Linked DNA regions of Homo sapiens: region 1 is linked to region 2. Evidence: read pairs that join two places in POLR2A ChIA-PET (ENCODE). Cell type or tissue: PC-3. All regions are shown on one strand. Each heading gives the region's core, and the rest is flanking DNA. Links, peaks and the distances in the headings are about the cores only. Region 1 overlaps PALM2AKAP2 (PALM2 and AKAP2 fusion). Region 2 has its middle 24 kb from the start of C9orf152.

The links. Peaks named below come from ENCODE experiments on the same cell type or tissue, not always from the same donor. Only the 100,000 strongest peaks of a DNase experiment are listed, where the experiment ranks them.
Region 1: POLR2A ChIA-PET joins it to region 2 with 5 read pairs; 5 of 35 experiments call an interaction of 5 or more read pairs at or near these places.

The regions. Positions count from the first base shown.
Region 1 is chr9:110,064,916-110,075,060 of GRCh38, reverse strand. The region is part of intron 7 of PALM2AKAP2 (PALM2 and AKAP2 fusion); the gene reads right to left. Among named protein-coding and RNA genes, the nearest start is that of C9orf152, 140 kb to the left of the region's middle. RefSeq lists an enhancer at 4,722-5,921. In PC-3, for the core only: no CTCF peak of the experiment used is centred there; a DNase peak (open chromatin) is centred at 5,130; H3K27ac peaks cover 2,007 bases.
Region 2 is chr9:110,178,713-110,188,857 of GRCh38, reverse strand. No RefSeq gene overlaps it. Among named protein-coding and RNA genes, the nearest start is that of C9orf152, 24 kb to the left of the region's middle. In PC-3, for the core only: a CTCF peak has its summit at 5,449 (motif pointing left); a DNase peak (open chromatin) is centred at 5,437; H3K27ac peaks cover 448 bases.

The DNA.
Region 1 (10,145 bases), core at 2,665-6,664, 110 kb after region 2:
TTCTAATTCATCTCTTACAGTGACTTTTTTTTTTCTTTTTCTTTTTCTTTTTTTTCTTGAGATGGAGTCTCACTCTGTCGCTCAGGCTGGAGTGCAGTGGCACAATCTTGGCTCACTGCAACATCTGCCTCCTGGGTTCAAGAGATTCTCCTGTCTCAGCCTCCCAAGTAGCTGGGATTACAGGCACACGCCACCACACCCAGCTAGTTTTTGTATTTCTAGTAGAGACGGGGTTTCACCATGTTGGCCAGGCTGGTCTCGAACTCTTGACCTCAGGTGATCCACCTGCCTCAGCCTCCCAATGTGCTGGGATTACGGGCGTGAACCACCACACCCAGCCTATGGTGACTTTTTAAAAGCTCATTTCTGGTTCTAAAAATTAGAATGCTACATGGTATGTGTATGTGCGTGTGTGTGTTTATAATTTTTTTGTGAACTATTGGAGTCTTTTTGCAGACATAATGCCTCGTTATTCCTAATACTTCAAGGTACATTTTTGAAAAACAAGGACTTTTTCCACCTAACCACAGTCCAGCCTCAAAATCTTGTAATTAACATTGATGGAATTCTACATGTAAACCATAGACCTCATGCAAATTTCAATCTTGGTCCCAATGATGTTCTTACTAATAAAATGATCCAATCTAGGCTCCCATGTCTCATGTCTCTAGTCTCCTTCAATTTGGGGTACTTTCTTAGTCTTTCCTTGTCTTTCATGACTTTTACTTACTTATTTATTTGAGATGGGCTCTCACCATATTGCCTAGACTGGCCTCAAACTCCTGGCCTCAAGGGATCCTCCCGCTTCAGCTTCCCAAGTAGCTAGGATTATAGGTGTGAGCTATCATGCCCAGCTAATTTGGGACTTCTAAAGATTATAGACAAGTTATTTTGTTGAACATCCCGCAATTTGAGGTTACCTGATATTTCCTCATGATTAGATCTAACTCATGCATTTGTGCAGGAATATCACAGAAGCGATGCTGTGTTTTCCTCTGTGCATCTCATCAAATGGTGCACACTGCCAATTTGTCCAATTACTAATGGTGTTAGATTTGATTATTTGATTAGGGTGGTATCTGCCAAGTTTCTCTACTGCCAAGTTACTATATTCCCTTTGCAATTCATGTGTATTTTGTGGGAAGACACATGAAGCTGTGTAAATATCCTGGTGGGACAATATAATCATTAAAAAAGGTATACTAAGTAGCAATCAATATTCAGCCTCCAGAAAAAAACTAACAGCATTTCATAATATGTTTGTTAGTTATATTTAAGAACTATAGTATCCCTGAAACAATTTTTCAGAACTTCCCCAGAGAAAAGACTCTGGGGAGGGAAATCCCATAATGTAGACACTGCAGTTTGCCAAAGGTAAATCTAATGTTTATCTGCAAAAGTCACAGAAGTGGTGACATTTAGATGTGCAACCTTTAATTCCTGGGGAAACTTTGAAAAATAAATATGACTTGCCCTCTAGATATATCCTCAGAGCTGGCTTTCTTGACCTATCTGAACTTTCTTGTTTGTTCTCTTAACAAAAGGCTTTTAACTGAGATAAAACAACAAGCTAGGCTAACCCTGGCTTGAGTCTGGATCACACACAATGTGATCCAAAGAGTGTCAAGTGTCCATGTAAAACACCCTATAAAAGCTGTTTCAGCCATGGCAATTCTCAGCTCAGGTCATGAGGCTCACTTCAAGTGTCCCAGTTGAGAGGGTGTCCAGGAACTCCCAGGAGAGAACAACCTGTAGTCTTTTTACTTAAGCTTCTTATTTCCTAAAAGCTTTGTGTTTGTCTGAAAACACAAGACCAGCAATGACGCATTCTTGCTCAGAACAAAAACTGTCATTAAAATGGACTTGCAGACAGAGGCTTCAGGGCTTCGCACTAAAGACTCATTCTGTGTTTTGGAATCTATGATGATTATTACAAAAGAAATTACAGAATCAATTGTAATTTTCTTTTCTTATACCTGGCAAGCACAATGGTAGAAACCTCTCCTAAGGCAATGCTTAACAGTTTGGGCTTGGTGTTGTGTGAAGTTTCTAAAAATAAATAGTGATGCATGTCTCCTCTCTCTCATTGCCTCAGATTTCCATTTCCTAATTGAATGATTCTCTTTAGAGAATCAAAATGGTCACGTGCAAAGTTAACCAAGGAAGAAGGGGAGAAAGCAGGCTAGGTAGGCCAGAGGAAAAGGGGCATTTGGGGTATCAACCAAGGTAGAGCTGGGGCAGAAGTCAGGAGACCAAGAATGCCAGCCCACAGAGTAGCCTGAGTATTGGCTACTCCCCAAGGTGGGTTATGTGGGCATGCGGCTGCATTTGAAGGGCAAGATCATGAGGACAGATTGTGGCTCCAGGTGGTTCAGACACCTCTATAGCATTTATGCCCTATGAACACTGCTCCCTCAAACAAGACACTACTCCAGCACCCAAGGATTACTACGCCTAACTCCAAATCTCACTCAAACCAATGGCTTCTTCATCTACCGCCATCCTTGCAACAAATCCTTAGCACAATTCTCAGAGATGCTAGAGGGCACAGATAAGTAATTCCTTTAAAGTCTGCCTTTAGTTTCTCTTCCTTTTCCATGCATGACACTATAGGCAAATTCTATCATCCACATGATTCTGGAAAGATCCAAGCTTAGTAGCAGGCAGTTTTTTGAGACCTCTGATAGATCAGGGACTGCTCCATTCTGATGGGCCCCTTGCCACCCTTAGCCACAGAGCTGGTCCAGAGAGAGCCCGCCATCCCAAGCAACAGTGGGCAGCTTGAGTTTGGGTTATGGCCGAGTCCTGTGGAAAGTGATGAAGACTTAGAATTTCTCATTTTCTCTTCCACTTCTTTCTCCCTCTCCTCCCCCTCATTTTTGCCCACATCAACAGTTTGCTTTATATTGGAATGTAGTTAAGATTCTATATTTTACCAATAGGCTTAAGATTCTATATTTTACCAATAGGTTTAGGGTTATACTGGTTCAGAGAAAAATTTTGGGAAGGAAAAATTGGAAATTCCAATAAAATGAGTTAATAATATGAACTACTACTAACTCACCTTTCACTGTTTCCCTAACACTCACTGTCTGAACTATCTATAAACACAAAATGGTGAGAAAATCACAGATAGCCAAGTGTTTGACTTAGAATGATCTTACTGACCTTGTACATATATGAACAAGTCCTACGAAGACTATATAAGGTTAGTTAATAACACAGTGATGGGCAGAACACAAGTATCTCCCAAATCACCCTCAGGCTCCTATCACTCAATAATACTACTTAAGTCTAAGGGAATTTTATAGACATAATTTTAGCCGAAATTTACCCACAAGAAACAATGGTAGTGCTAATTGGAAAATATGCCCATTTTCTATGTATCAGGGCATAGAGCAATCATTGCACAGGAAGATTCTTAAATGAAAAATAATTGATCTTCATTGAAAGAGAACTGAAAGAAGGAGGAGTTACAGAGGACATGTATCCATCCAAGTGACCAAGCATAGACAGGGAGAAAGTGAACTGAGTTATGAACTGTCAAAGACGTCAATAAGATAGACTACATCCTGGGAGCCATGAGTAGAGGTGGCCCTCAGTAAGTGGCAGGCTTTCCAAAGTCAGAGAAGATCTTTACCAATGTAAAAAAGTGAAAAGCTATATTCCTGTTAGTCATTTCCTTGGGAGAAGAAAATAACATTTGGGACCTCGCTAAAGCAACCATAAGAATTTTATTTGTATCCTCTATTACATCTCTAATAGTAACTATTTACTGAGTACCTATCAGACTCTCTAAATGTTGAGTTCAACTACATGAAATTTCTAATATTCGACCATTTGACCTATAAAAGTGGCAATTTCAGATGGGTTCTACCAATTCTTTTTTTTTTTTTTGAAACAGAGTCTCGCTCTGTTGCCCAGGCTGGAGTGCAGTGGCATGATCTGGGCTCCCTGCAGCCTCCGCCTCTCGAGTTCAAGCAATTCTCCTGCCTCAGCCTCCCACATAGCTGAGACTACAGGCACGTACCACCATGTCTGGCTAATTTTTGTATGTTTTTAGTAGAGGCGGGGTTTCACCACGTTGGCCAGGCTGGTCTTGAACTCCTGACTTCAAGTGATCCACCCACGTCAGCCTCCCAAAGTGCTGGGATTACAGGCATGAGCTACCACACCTGGCCTCTAATTTCTAATTCGAAACTTGCCGGATGGGTATTATTCCCAGTTACAGACGAAAAAAACAGAAATGCAAAGAGGAAGAGTAGCACGCCAAAGGTCATGAAGACATCAAAAGTGCCATGTTCTGACTGGGGTCGCATAGATCCCAAAGCCAAAGGTCAGGCTCCTCTCTCTATGGTACAGCATGGAGTCATCTGAGTTAGTTCAGGCAGCTAAACATGTATTAAGCAGAACACAGAGCTTCAATCATCCCAGTGAGCCTACTAAGTTTTAAAACAGATTTTCTGCCAATACCCAGCTTATCACAATTGACCAACTTATACTTTTCTCAGTCCTCTGGTCTGTAAAAATGAGAGGATCGACTGAAAGAATTGGTGAGGCTCTTTTTTCATTTTCTAAAATTTGAATAATCACAAATAAACAGAGATTTTAAAATTTAGTTTCTAAAACTTTTTAGTTTTTAAATTTACTTTTTAAAATTCTTTTTAAAATAGTCATTGTTCTTTGGAAACTACCCAAACAATATAAAATAGTTTAAAGTAGAAAGAGAAGATCTCCCCTCTCCCCTAATTTCAGTGGTCTGTCTGCATTTGGAATTTTGCCATATGCAAGCATGTGACCTTGAACCATTCCCGTAGCTTCTCTGAGACTGCATTTCTTTGAGTGCAGAATGGGACTGGACAATGTCAGCTCTGCTTCCTCTCAGGGGAAGATGAATGTATGAGAGTAGGTGAAAGTGTTTCCACTATGGGTTTTGTACTAGGTTGTCAGTACCGCTCTGCTAGGAGTCATGGTCACAAGCTTCCCTCTCTGGAGTTTTCCAGGATGCCCCTCCAGTGGGGATGGCCGCCAACCCTCTTCCTCTCCTGGGTCTCACGATTACTTAGCAAGCAGCCTCCCTCCATGAGTCAGGACAATAAGGGTTGGGCATCTTGAGCTAATCAAGTGACATTAGAAAAACGGAAATAGCCGCCTGATTATGATTTAACCGAAGTAAAAATTCTTATAAAACTATCTCTGAATCATGTTTGCATCACTGCTGATAAATCATACCAGGCGGAAGCCGGTGCATGTGACTGACCACGGGGACTCACTCTGTTGCAGCTCCACCTCCAGCTCACTTGTACCCCAAAGACACAGGTTCTGCAAAGCAGATGGGCCATGTGGAAGCTGTTGTTCCCTCAGCGCCTCCTGGTTCTCCTTCCTAGTCCTCATCCCAGGGTTTTAGAGTTAAGAATCCGATAAGCAAATGCACACGTCATTTAATCTCAGAGCTGACAGAGGCCCACAAGATCGTCTAGAAATTTACACCCCTGAACATGAACATGAAAACAGCTGAAGGTTCTGCCCCATCAAGAATATGGAAGGGTTTCAATTAACCACATTAACAAGCCACAAGAATGACATGGAGTGGCCTTAACATACTAAAAATGAACCTGTCTCATGATCAAAGGATATTTCTCTTCTGTTCCTGGGACAAACAAATGTTTTGAAGTCAACTAACAGGCATACACAAATGAAAATTAGTATCTGTAGTTTTCAAAACACTTTTTGCAGATCAACTCATTTGATGTTGAATGGTTGGGAGCAGAATTTATATTTATTGAAAACAGCATGCGCCAGCCATGTCGGACTTGTTACTGAACTTAATTCGTAACAGCAGCAGCTAATCATAGGTATTACTGGTCCTATTTTGCAGTTTACAAAACCAAGGTTTTGACAGGTGGAATAACTCAATGGGTTCATTGTGGCCTCCCTACCTCTACTGGGCTCTTTCCCCACAACCTCTTCTTCTTAGAGACCTTTGATCTTGGTGCATCTGTGAATTACACTGTGGCTTCAGAAAATAAAACATTTTGCAAATTAAGTCAAGGTAACACTGAAAAATGTCAGCTCCCTTCCTACACTAGGGTTTCATTTCTATACTGTAAGATCCTTCCATAGTGAACAGTCCCACATTCTCCCAATCAAGGGCTAATTATCTCTGGCACCTTGTTAACCCAGAGGTGTGGCAAACCAAGAAAGAAGTTCTCTTTTAAGAAAGTTCCAGGCTGGGTGTGGCAGCTCATGCCTATAATCCCAACACTTTGGGAGGCCAAGGCAGGAGGATCACTTGAGGCCAGGAGTTCGAGACCAGTCTGGGCAACAAGGCAAGACTCTCTCTCTACAAAATAATTTAAAAATTAGCCAGGCATGGTGGCGCACACCTGTGGTCTCAGCTACTCGGGAGGCTGAGGTGGGAGGATCGCTTGAGCCTGGGGGAGATGGAGGCTGCAGTGAGCTGTGATGGCACCACTACACTCCAGCCTGGGCAACAGAAGGAGACCCTGTCTCAAAAAAAAATTAAATTTTTTTTTTTTTTTAAAAAAGCTCCAATTTTGCCCTCAGTAGAGAAAACCTCAGACCCACCACTAGAGCAAACCTCAGACCCACCACTAGAGCAGAGATTCCTATATCATCTCATTATTTGCATGATATTAGCATGCTGTGTTACCAAATCCATTGTCATTCCCCTCAGCAACTACCACCACCCATACCCCTTATTTTCATGCTATTCAGTTGCCTCCTTAAAGGGAGAAGTACAGAAGCCTCATCAGGAAAACAGAAAAAGAACAGAAAAACAAAATCAGCCAAGTGAAATCTGCTGGAGACTTTGTCCTCCTTAATCCATCATGAAAGTTTACTTAACTAAGATACAAATCCCAAAAGGATTACACATTCCATGTTCTGTCATTCTATCTGCCCCAAGTTCTACTGATATTCAAAATTATCTTACCAAAAAAAAAAAAAAAAAGAGTTTGGAACATAAGCAAATACAACTCTAAACCCAATCTGGGAAATTCTTACTTGCTAAATGCTCACTTGCCTAAAAGCCACACAAATTGTATTTCAATCACTGCAGCCTCGTCATTATTCTTAAAAGATTTTGTCAAAATGAAAGCATCAAAATTTAAACAGACAAAATTAACCTCCAAGTTTCATGTTTGTTTTTAATGACAAATATAAAAATAAATTTTAAGGCAGCACAACTACCTTACCTACTTCAGCAGATTAAGCAATTGCCAACATAAAGGAAATTGTTGATCAGAAATTCCATTAGAAAGACAACACCAAAATTCAGTTTTAGCCAGCATTTTCAGGAAAATTTTCATTCATACTAGTAAACAGAAATACAAAGCAATATCCGAAAGAAAGTTGAGACCTTGATACTTTTTGTCTCTCACAATGTTTACAGCTTACAGCTCAGCAACAGCCAGGGTGGAGGAGGAAATTCCTCTGTTCACACCCACCTGCCATTGATGCCTTTTTTAAGAGGACTGTGCACAATGTATTTTAAAAAATCTATTGTTGGGTGAAGGAGACTCACATGTTTTCTTCTTCTGGCTAATAATGCATTCAATTGCCTTGAAGTCAATGAACTCCTGCGTGGGAAATACCAAGCAGCAGCCAAACAGGAATAGATTAAGTAATGCACCAACCAGACGATGTGTTTGAAACTTACATTCTAGAAGACCTTTCAATAGTAAAATACTTCATTCAGCAAACCTTTTCAATTTCACTTTATTTGTAACTTTACAAAGTTTTCTTAATTATCATTGTTAGAAAAATGAGAGTATTTCAATATTTGAGATTTAAATAATCTAAATATGAAGTCCTTAATTGAGAGATCAGCCATGATAGCACTGTTCTCCCAAGAGAATGTAACCTGGCATCCTACTCTCGGTAATCTGCCCAGAGTTGGAGAAAGCTAACTCCCTCCTCAGTTCGATAAAACAGACTAACGTTAGAATGACTAATAGTCATTCTCCTTCCTCATTCTCTATCTTCCCAGTGCAAAGAAAGCCAGGCCATATTTATTATTATCTATTATCTGATAAAACCAAATGAAGAGCTCTCTCTTTCCTTGATAATGAGTCTCTAGAACTGAATACTTCTTTGCTAAAACTATCATAATCTGAAAAGGAGGTAAAATAGGAAAGGCATAACAGGCATCATGAATACCTGCAAAAACTGCAGCAAACAGATACTAAAGAGTATCTGTGGTCATTAAAAAGACAAGAACAATATATTAAAAATAGCCAAAATGTTAGTGGGCAATATGTTATCTCCTTTATATTTTAGTACTGAGTTCTAACCGTGTGCCAGCCTGTTTCAATCTTTACCTACTTTTTTTTTTTTTTAAGAGACAATGTCTTGGTCTGTTCCCCAGGCTAGAGTGCAGTGTTGTGATCATAGCTCACTGCCACCTTAGAACTCCTGGGCTCAAGGGATCTTCCCACTTCAGCCTCCCAAGCAGCCAGGACTACAGGTGTGCACCACCATGACCAGCTAAGTTTTTAAATTGTTTTTAGAGACAAGGTCTCACTATGCTGCCCAGGCTGGTCTAGAACTTCTGGGTTCAAGTAATCCTCCTGCCTTAGCCTCCCAAAGTGCTGGGATTACAGGCATGAATCACCACGCCCATCTTTTACTTACATTTACTCACTTAATCCTCTCAACAACTCTATGAGGTAAGTACTATTATCTGCGTTTTACAGATGAGGAAACTAAAGCTTACAAAGGTTCAATAATTCACCCAAAGTGACAAGGACAGGAAGTCACAAAGCCAGGATTTCAGCTTGGGCTCCTTAACTCTGCTTTAAGTCCATACTCTCTCTAAGCCATCCTCTTCCAGAAACTCCACACCAGCCATTTTGCAAATCTACACCTACGCTCATAGGATACATCTTAAAGTGTTGTCTCATACAACTTTTGCACCATGATTTACTTTTTCATGTATCTGTTCTTTGCATCTTTGCTAGGGATAGTGAACTTCTCCAAAGTAGGGAACTGGGGAACTCTTTTGATGCCTGGAGGACCTCATAGATGGATTAACCTCTCAAAAACAAGGGCAAGACAAAAGGTGGAAGCAACCCAAGTATCGAATGAATGAATGGATATACAAAATGTGGCATATAAACACAATGGGACATTATTCAATTTTTTTAAAGGAAGGAAATTGTGACACATGCTATAACATGGATAAACATTGAGGACATTATGCTAAGTGAAATAAGCCAGTCACAGAAAGACAAATACGTGATTTCACTTATATGAGGTTACTAGAGTAGACAACTTCATAGAGACAGAAAGTAGAATGGTGGTTGCCAAGAGCTGGGGAAGAGGAAAGAAGGAAGGGATAGTTATTGCTTAATGCATACAGTTTCAGTTTTGCAAGTTGAAAGAGTTCTGTGAATGGATGGTGGGGACGGTTGCACAATAATGTGAATGTACTTAATACCACAAAACTGGACACTAAAAAATGGTTTAGAGGGTACATTTTACATTTTATGTCACACAATTAAAATGAAAAACAGGGCAGGCACGATGGCTCACACCTAAGACCCCACACTCTGGGACACCAAGGTGGGAGGATCGCTGGAGCTCAGGAGTTTGAGACCAGCCTGGACAACATGGTGTGACCCTGTCTACAGAAAATTTAAAAATTAGCCAGGCATTGTGGTGCACACCTGTGGTCCCAGCCTCTCAGGAGGCTGAGGTGGGAGTATCGCTTGGGCCCAGGAGATCAAGGTTGTAATAAGCCATGATTGCACCACTGCACTCTAGCCTGGTGACAGAGTGAGACCTTGTCTCTAAATAAATAATGATAAATAAATAAATAATAAATAACAGACAAAAAAGGACAACAACTAGAACAAATGTCTACAGAAATGTCTTAATGTCTACAGCCATGCCTCCATGGGGCTGTCAGGCTGCTGTCACGGAAGTGCAGGAAGCTGGCCCTCCACCAGAAAGTCATCCGGCTGGTGTGACACCAAAGCTTACTGATGGGGACAAGCCATTCAACGCTGTCACTGCTATGTTTCCACAGCCTTGCAACCTGCAGGTCACCCTCAGAACAAGCCCTTTCTGACAGCTGTGGAAGCAAGAGGAAACATCAAACTCCCAAGAAAGTATGTCTTTAA
Region 2 (10,145 bases), core at 3,772-7,771:
AGATCTCTCTGGGGTCGCTTTTTTATTTTCTTTTTTTTCCCTGAGGTCTCTTTTATAAGAACACCAGTACCATTCATGAGGTCTCCATCCTCATGACCCAATCACCTCCCAAATACCCCATCTCCTAATATCACCAGATTGGGGTTCAGGATTTCAACATATGAATTTTGGAGTATGCAAACATTTACTCCATAACAGGAGATAATTAATTATAAACAACTTCATTTTTACCTTCCAAGGCCTTGGATGAAATTCATGGCTGGGTGTGTCACTCATAGGAATGAAAACCACTCGTTTCAGTTCAGAACTTAGTAAGTCCTGCCCAGCACAAGTTTAAAAACAAAAAAGCCCTCCAACTTCTTTCTCAGGAGCTCTGGGCTGGACGTCTGCAGTGAGGAAGGACGGGAAGCTTGGTTAACTGCTCTCCAAACTTGAGCTTCTAGCTCTCATCCCAAGTTACTTAGGGAAGTTTCATCCTCTCCAGGGTTGGGAGTGTACAATAACTGGGAGGGAGGTGGGTAAGACCTTACTTGAGTAATACTGTCATGAGATGCACGGGGAAGGAATTAAATGCTGACACTTTTTCTTTCCTCATTTTGGAAATTCACCCTCTAATGGATGGGATCCTCCCTGGACATGGGAGGAGGCATCTCTGCTTTTCCTGGTTGCTTAGAATCCATCTGCAGCTCCTCGGCATGCAGGAGTCAACCACCAGCTTGGTTTTGCTCTTGCTCCACACCTCACCCCTCCAAGGCAGTGGTTGTAATCAGGATCTAAGAAAATCTTAACACCATCTGTCTTAAATGCGAAGCCCCTCTCTGCTTCATGGGTCACACACATACTTTGTGCTCACAAACTCAGGAGAGGAGGCCAACCTCATGCAGCCATTAGGGACACCGTCAGCTATGACCTGGAGCCCTTTGGAGTTCTCAGGTGTGTCATGTTCTCCAGTTTACAAGGAACAAATAAAAGCTGCTTGAGGGGCCCTTTTGAAAACCTCTTTCCCACAGCTTGAAATGAGGCAGGCATCCCCTACTACCCCCTCTTTATGGGGATAGGACTCTCAGCTGACTGACAGTTCTCTCCAACAACCTTCTTCTAATTGCCAACCGCTGATGCGGCTGAGCTTGAAAGTTATGTATGAAGTTAAACAGAAAATTACCATATGACCTCACAATTCCATTCCTAGGTATACACCCAAAAGAATGGAAAAAAGGGACTAAAATAAGTACATGTACACCCATGTTTTCAGCACTGCTCACAATAGCCAAACAGTGGAAACAACCCAAGTGCCCACCAACAGAGTATGGAGAAACAAAATGTGGTCTATCCATATGATAGATTATTATTCAGCCATCAAAAGGAATGAAGTACTGATTCATGTTACAACACGGCTGAACCTTGAAAGCATTATACTAGGAGAAAGAAGCTCATTCACAAAAGGGCACATATTGTATGATTCTATTTATGTGCAATGTGCACAATAGGCAAATTCATAGACAGAAAGCAGCTTAGTGGTTGCCAGAAGCTGGAAGTGAGGGGAATGGGGAGTGACCATTTACAGGACACAGCACAGGATTTCCGTTTGGGATAATAAAAAGGTTTTGGAACTAGAGGTGGTGGTTGTATAACATTGTGAATGTACTGAATTATCTGCTTTACAATGGTTAATGTTATGTGAATTTCCTCTTAATAATTTATTACTTTTGTTTGTTTTTTTTTGAGACAGAGTCTTGCTCTGTTGCCCAGGCTGGAGTACAATGGCATCATCTCCATTGACTGCAACCTCAGCCTCCTCAGTTCAAGCAATTCTCCTGCCTCAGCCTCTCAAGTAGCTGGGATTACAGGTGCCCACCAATGCATCCAGCTAATTTTTGTATTTTTAGTAGAGATGTTTCACCATGTTGGACAGGCTGGTCTCAAACTCCTGACCTCAGGTGATCCACCCACCTCGGCCTCCTAAAGTGCTGGGATTACAGGTGTGAGCCACCGCCCCTGGCCAAGTTATTACTTTTTGTAAAGTTATGTATGATTGCCCTCTGGCTCCCCTCTGACCTTTCTGCCTGAATCTTTCTGTCTCATCCACATGGCTCTGTCCCAGGTGCTCATCCCATTTTTTGTCTGCATTCCTCCTTGGCGAGGTGGTCCATGGCATCACCTCTCACATCTATGCAGGTGATTCCCTGGGGAATATCCTGCCCTGCTCACTCTCTTGAAACCCGGGACCCATTTTAAATGGGCTTCTGGAATGCTATGCTTTAATGTGAACCCCTTGCACCAAATTCACTCCCACATTTTTGCTCCCCAAACTTATTCTTCTCCACTTTTGATGTAGGCTCAGATGGAACTGGATTAAGCATACCAATGATAAAGCTTCCAAGGAGGGGTCTGATGTCAGAGGATGATTCATACTTGCCTCAACCTGCCCAGTGCTCACTTTCCTCTGTCTGCCTGGAGTGAGCTTTGTGCTGTGGCACCTCAAACACAGGTAGAAAAGATAATCTGAATTCTCTTTGGGGATGTTTATGGAGTCCAGAGAGTTACGGTAGAAAACCCTCATCATACCCTTATAATGAGCCTGTACCTTTCCAGTGTACCAGACTGATGGCCAAGGACCAAGTAAATCACTTAATGGTTTGGGTGACATTATATGAGTATGCAGGTGTATCTAGAAGAATATGTGCATTAATTACACATTAATTACCTTAAGTGTTATACTTAAGGTGCTGAGTTTATACTCAGACAGCTTTATTACAGGTAAAGGGTACAATACTGCAACCGCAGGAGAGAGAAGAGTATCAAAAGGGATCTGCAGCTCTCAGGCACAGGCTTCTTTGTCTTCCCATTGCTGAGTCACACAAGACATGCTTGGTTTCTAGGTCTCAGACACCATCAGCGTTCACACAGAGAATATGAGAACTGGAAACCCAGGTCTACTTGCAGGGAGGGTCTCTTCTAGTGAGCTGGTCCCCTAGGCCATTCCAGCTACATGGCCAGCCTTAAAGGTCAACCCAGGCTCCACCAACATCAGATGCATATAATAATTATTATGATTACTAAACATTGCAGGTAGACTGGTACATCCTTTCGGGAAACTACTCAGGAACTCATGGTTAAAACACATTATTTCTCTTTAGTGAATGCATTCCATAGTTTTAGCTAAGGTCACTACCATGCAGCAGGTAGCTCTGGAGATAAGCACGCAATCAATCCAGACCAGCTGAAATGAACCCAGACTAAACCACATGGCAAACGTGTTCGACAGCCACAGCCATTTTCTTCAGGTCAGTCTGCAAGGCTTGCAAACTCAGAATTAGAGAAACTGCCACAAGTACAAACACCCGCATGACCCTGAGAGGCTCTGAAAAGCCCTCCTTAGCTGCCCTGGAGTGAGACATAGGTAACGTGGCTAAGGGACATCTGAACATAGTCACTTTATTTTTACAGTATTTCTGTGTGTCTGTGATGGAGCCTTCTTAAGCGCAAGAACACTGCTCCCATGAGATGCAGGATTTGTGGATTGTGAGCATTCAGATGATAATGCTGTCTCGTGTGCATATAGAGGATCTCCTGAGCAACCCAGAGGCCTTTCCAGGATTAATGGAAAGTTCCCCTGTGTTTCTCCCATCTGTCCTTGGAGCTATTCTCCTCATAGCTTTTGCTGTTTTAACTACGGGAAGGAATAAACTAGGTGCGGACTGAATAATGAGGGAGGATGTGCACCCTTAATCAGTTTCTAACAGCTTATGCTTTGGGCTTAGTTTGAGTTGTTCTTTTGCCAGCATCTACAGTAGCAGCAGGAACCCTGGCATGGCTGTTTCCTAATCTTCAGAAGTTGGTCAGCTGTCTGTCCCAATCAAGGCAAGGAAGCTACAGCTACTGGTTCAGGGAATGGAACCACCTGTATTTTCAGTAAATGCTTTACCGCACCTTACAGTTTCCTAAGGCTGGACCATGCCCATGACAACAAGGTTGTGGAGGTAACAGAGCAACAGGGTGGAAAGAGCTTGAGCCTCTAAATGACTGCTTAGAACAAATCTGCCTTCAGACCTCACATGCTCCCCTTGGGCTGTAACGTGAGAGAGAAACTTCTATCTTCTTTCAGCCACTGAATTATTTACTGGGTCTCTTTATTGGCTGTATTCTACTCAATATAGAAATGGGCACCTTAGTACTGGGGTGATTCTGTAAAATGTGTGTGTGTGTGTGTGTGTGTGTGTGTGTGTGTGTGTACTTGTGAACAGCAGGAGGTCGGGAAACAGACACTGCAACTGCAGGATGGGGAGCTGGAGATTGTTCTTATGGCAGGCCAGAATATTTGCATAACTCAGTAGACATTTGTGATAACTTAGAAGGCAGGCCGCATGCTTATGTGCTCTCCAGGCAGCAGCTGGCAAGAGCCAGAATTTTAGCATGTGTTGGCTCTTAGGGACAGTGGGTGCTTTTTTTTTTTTTTTTTTTTTGAGATGGAGTCTCGCTCTGTCGCCCAGGCTGCAGTGCAGTGGTGCAATCTCAGCTCATTGCAAGCTCCGCCTCCTGGGTTCATGCCATTCTCCTGCCTCAGCCTCCCGAGTAGCTGGGACTACAGGTGCACACCACCATGCCCAGCTAATTTTTTTTTTTTTTTGTATTTTAGTAGAGATGGGTGTGTCACTGTTGCCCAGGCTCGTCTCGAACTCCTGAGCTCAGGCAATCCACCCGCCTTGGCCTCCCAAAGTATAGGATTACAGGGCTGAGCCACTGCGCCTGGCCCAATGGGTGCTTTTATCAGACACTGTCAGCACCCCACCCTTATCCCCATGTCTGAGCCACTTCATTGTACACAGCCTAATTTCCAACTCAGTTGTACCATCTCCCTTCTTGGCACTGGTCTGTGCTGAAGGTAGGCGCCACTGGTCTGAGAAAAAGCAGACCTGGCGCAGGACCAAGACTAGGAGTTTGTTTGCTATTGAATGAAGCTGATGAGAAGGAAAGTTTGGGAGGTAAGAACACAGGCTTTGGCTCCGACTGCCTGGGTTTGGATCTCTCCTTTCATGCAAGTTAATCAAACTCTCTGAGTGAGTTCCTTCCTTTGTAAAATGGAGGTGAAACTAGCTGTATGTATCTCAAAGGAGCATGGTAAAAATTTAATGGAATAATCCATAGCAGATGCTCAGCACAGTGCCTAGTTCAGAGCTAGCCCTTGAGAAGGATGAGCCATGACTGACAGAAGCATGCAGGTATCCTCTGCCATCTGGCGACAAGGTCAGTTTTCTATTTAAATGTGTGTAAGTGCCACATTTGATCTACAGATAGGACGGCACACATGTGGGTGTTCATTGTAGTGTTTTGGGAATAGCTATATGTACATCTCATGGATTCCTGGTTAGTGTGAAGGGTAAGAAAAGTCCTCCTGGCCTCCGAGGAAGGCTCCTAGCTATACAAGCTGCTTTTCCTTTAGGGACCACTGCCACCTCCTGGTCACATTCTATACTTGCAGGTAAAGGTGAACATCTTGAGTCAACTGAAAACACTGAAAGTAGTGTGAGGAACCCTTTCCATTATCTTTAAGTACCTGTAGATTTTAATTCATTAAAGAGGGATTGTAGCCACCTGGGGTTCAAGCCAGCATTTTTCCCTGAGCCTGTCAATAATTTTGATTTGATCTTTAACCCTTTCCATTATCAACGAAGGAACTTCTGCCACCTTCATGCTTATCTTGGGAAGTTCCTTCCTAAATTTCTCCTTTAGAGCGCCTGGAACCTTGTGATCCTCTACTAATGAGTTCTGAAATAATTCTCGTTTTTACTAAACATCTTATCACCTAGCAGTCTCTCTCATGTCCAGAAGAATACACAATTAGATGAATCCAATAGTGAGTGGAAAAATTAAAAGCATGCTAAGACAGTACAGGTTCTCACTGGATGGTCTATTGAATAGTTAAGGAAACGCAGGTGTGAAAACATTGCCTGACCTCAGAGCAGCTATGTTCCCAAACTCCCAGTGCTAAGAGAGAACTTAACGTACTTCCCCAATTCCAGTTGAAACCATCCTAAGAACCCCCCTTTTTAATTTGTTCTTTATATTCATAGAACTTGACATAGTAGGCACTCAAATAAGTATTCCTAAATGTAGGAATTTAGAAGGAATGAACTCTAAGCACATCTGTATCAACCTCTCACCAAACACTTTGCATATGACATATGGCTTAATTCTCACGGCAACTTTGTAAGTCAGAAATCTGATCTAAAATAAGCAAACTGTCAACAATTCCACAGAAAACGCATCAGGCCCCTAATTTGTGTTCCCTGCCTGATCCCAAAGGTTGAACCCTTGTGAGAAAAGACATCAACCCTCTAGCAGGGGCAGACAAATTAAAGTCTGGGATCCAAATCTGGCCTGCCACTTGCTTTTGTACATCCTGAAGGGATTTTACTTTTTGTTGTAGTTGTTGTTTTGTTTTTGTTTTTTTTTTTCTGAGACAGAGTCTCATTCTGTTGCCCAGGCTGGAGTGCAGTGGTTTGATCTCGGCTCACTGCAACCTCCACCTCCCAGGTTCAAGCAATTCTCCTGCCTCAGTCTCCTGAGTAGCTGGGATTACAGGTGCCCTCCAACACGCCTGGCTAATTTTTGTATTTTCAGTATAAATGGGGTTTCACCTTGTTGTGAGGCTGGTCTCGAATTCCTGACCTCAGGTGATCTGCCTGCCTCGGCCTCCCAAAGTGCTGGGATTACAGGTGTGAGCCACCGCACCCAGCCCGATTTTACATTTTTTAATGGTTGACAGAGATCAAAGAAAAATATTTTGTGACATGTGAAAATTATATAAAATGAAAATTTTTATGTTCATAAATACAGTTTTACTGGAACGCAGCCACACTAGTTCATTTCCATGTTGTTTATGGCCACTTACAGGTGACAGTGGCAGAACTGGGTGGCTCTATGACCCACAAAGGCTAAAATATTCACTATCTGACCCTTTACTAAAAAGCTTTGCAAAAAAAAAAAAAAATTAGAATGAACCCAGCTGGTCACATACACACCTGCTCTGTGTTGTTCCTAACCAGTTTTGGGTCAAAAGATATAGAGATTTGAAAACACCTTTGCAAAGATTATGACAGTGAGAGAAATCTAGCATGGCTGGCTCCATCTTGCCCCTAACCTCACAGGCTAGCTGTTATCACTCATTCCTGGGTGTAGGCCAACCTAACCATGGGAAGAATTTATTTTATAGTTTAAAACAAGGATGATAATAGCCCTTCCCTAAACTAAACCACCTTTGTAAAACTAATGAAAGGCCACAAGATTAGGATTACAAGAGGGGCCTGAATTCTGCTAAGATATAGGTGTAGTTAAATGGTAACCAGCGGCTAGGTCCAGGGTCCGGTTCCAGCCCATGCTGAGGTCCGAAGGGAGTGGGTGGATAAATGGCAGATAGCTGAAAGAACATTTGGGGGGCCGTAGGTAGGTGAAATACAGCAGCTCTCTTACACTGTCTCATCAGCAGCTCTCTTACACTGTCTGCTCTGTCTTGGCTGCTTGCTCTGGCAGCTCCCATGCACGGCTGCATGGCCAGCTCGCCCTTCAGGGTCAGCAGCTTAACTCTTTCTCTCTCTGGGCACGAGCAAGCTGAGCGGTGTCCTGGCTCCCCTCTGTCTATCTGCAAAGTCAGCTTTGACTCTTTCTCTTTCTTAGGGTGTGAGCATCTGTACAGTGTCAGCAGGGCAGTTATACCTTTTACAGACAATAGTGGCATAGAGCCAAGTGATGGCCTTCCCATATTATGGCTACATAGCTGTGTTTACATTATAACAAGCAGAGTTACACACCTGCACTACAAACTCGCTGAGTCATACAGGATATAAACATCCTACCTTGGCCTATCCTTGACCAAAGCACATTCATTAACTTACACCAGCCATTGTTCTGGAGGCTACAGGATCTGTAACTTCTCCGATCACTCCCATAAGTAACATCACTATTGTAGAACCTAAGATTGGTCTTTGAGATGTTTTTCAGAGTTTTGCATTTCTGGCAACCAACTGACTCTGTCTGGATCCATGTGACTTGTGACTCAACAGTTACTGTGGCCCCTGGCCAGAGGTGAACTCAGTGCACAAGGACCATTTTCCACATCCCTATGATTTCATCCCCAACCAGTCAACATTCCCCATTTCCTAGCCCCCTGCCCACCAAACTATCCTTGAAAAACCCAAGCCTTTGGGGAGACTGATTTGAGTAATAACTCTGTCTGCTGCATGGCCAGCCTTGCATTAATTACACTCTTTACTGCAATACCATGGTCTCAGCAAGATGGTTTTTTCTCTGCAGTGGGCAGGAAGAATGTGTTAAGCAATTGCAGATGCTACAAAGACACTTAGAATTGTCACTAGGGGTTTTCTTATGCATCCTAGCTCCCTTACTTTTTTTTTTTTTTTTTGAGACAGTCTCATTCTGTCACCCAGGCTGGAGTGCAATGGCATGATCTCAGCTCACAGCAAACTCCACCTCCTTGTTTCAAGTGATTCTCCTGCCTCAGCCTCCTGAGTAGCTGGGATTATAGGCCCCCACTACTATACCCAGCTAGGCTGGTCTTGAACTCCTGTCCTCAAGTGATCCACCCACTTCGGCCTCCCAAAGTGTTTGGATTACAGGTGTGACCCATGGCACCTGGCCCCTTACTACCTTTAGAGAGATGATAGGCTCCAGGTGTAATAAGCTCAAGCTCTTCCCCAAACCACATTCTCAGTATAAAGAGAAATTGTGTTGTTCTCAACACAATACAGAGGAGAGGTGACTATAGTCTCTTGTTCGAGCTTCAACACAAAGTTAAAATGTCTTTGCCTCACTGATAATTCTTTTCAGTTCTGTGGTTAAGAACTCTGACTTTGGTAAGACTGCCTAGATACGGATGACTTTATGCGAGTCATCACTTCAACTATTTGTGCTTCAGTTTCTTAAAAGTGAAAAGGGAGGAATAACATGACTTAGCATATAGTTGTAATAGGTTGTAGCTGCCCTATTACCACATTTCATCAAATCTCATACGCCATCAATTGGAATTTGAATTTCTAAATATAACCATTAAGAAAAAGCACTGCCATTTAGACCACAACCCAATACCCTCTGATCACTGAGAATGTTTATTTTGTGCCCATTGAATAGCTCCTTTGGGCTTATTTAAATATAGATATTTATGATACATCACTCTTGTGCATGCATAAAAAAGGGAAGAACAAACAAAATAAATTGGCCAAGGTATTCCTAAGACATCTTTGTGTTAAAGTCTAAAGGTATTCCTAAGACATCTTTATGTTAAAGTCTAGCTCTCCTGAGTTCTTTTTCCACATTTTTATACACATGATCATCCTCTGTGGCCATGTGTGTCAGTGCAGTATTTCTTTTCTTTTTTTGAGACAGGATTTCGCTCTGTTGTCCAGGGTGGAGTGCAGTGGCATGATCGTAGCTCATTGCACCCTTAACCTCCTGGGTTCAAGTGATCCTCCTGCCTCAGCCTCCAAGTGGGACTACAGGTGTGTGCCACCATGCCCGGCTAATTTTTTGCTTTTGTAGAGATGCAGTCTCACTCTGTTGCCCAGGCTAGTTTCAAACTCCTAGCCTCAAGCAATCCTCCCGCCTCAGCTTGCCAAAGTTGTTAGGATTACAGGCATGAGCCACTGTGCCTTGCCAGCACAGTATTTCTTAAGGGGGTACTCCACTATTGAATCTGGTATTTCCTTCCAAGTCAGCCATACCCATTCTGTAAATTTGGTGACTGGCACTTTCCCACTGGACTAAGCTCATAGTTAAATAAGCAGGCAGCTTCCATCAAACTCATGCTTGCCATCCTAAAAGTGATCCAAATGATGAACAAATTATTTACAATAGCTTCTCATTCTTTGAAATGTTTAAAATCTATTCTAAGGCTTGTCCATTCCTCTTGCCTTCCATTGCATGGGTTAGTATGTAAACAACACATGCATGGCCAGCAAGGCTGAAAACTCAATTACGGTGACCCCAATAGAAATAGCCACACCCAAGTTTTCCCTTGCTTAGGTCAGGCCAGGTACTCATGTCTGTGCCCACGCAGCAGGGATTGTAAGACACATTCTAATTGCAGAGATAATAAAATGTTCAGAAGTGAGACCCTTAGAAACGGTGGCATG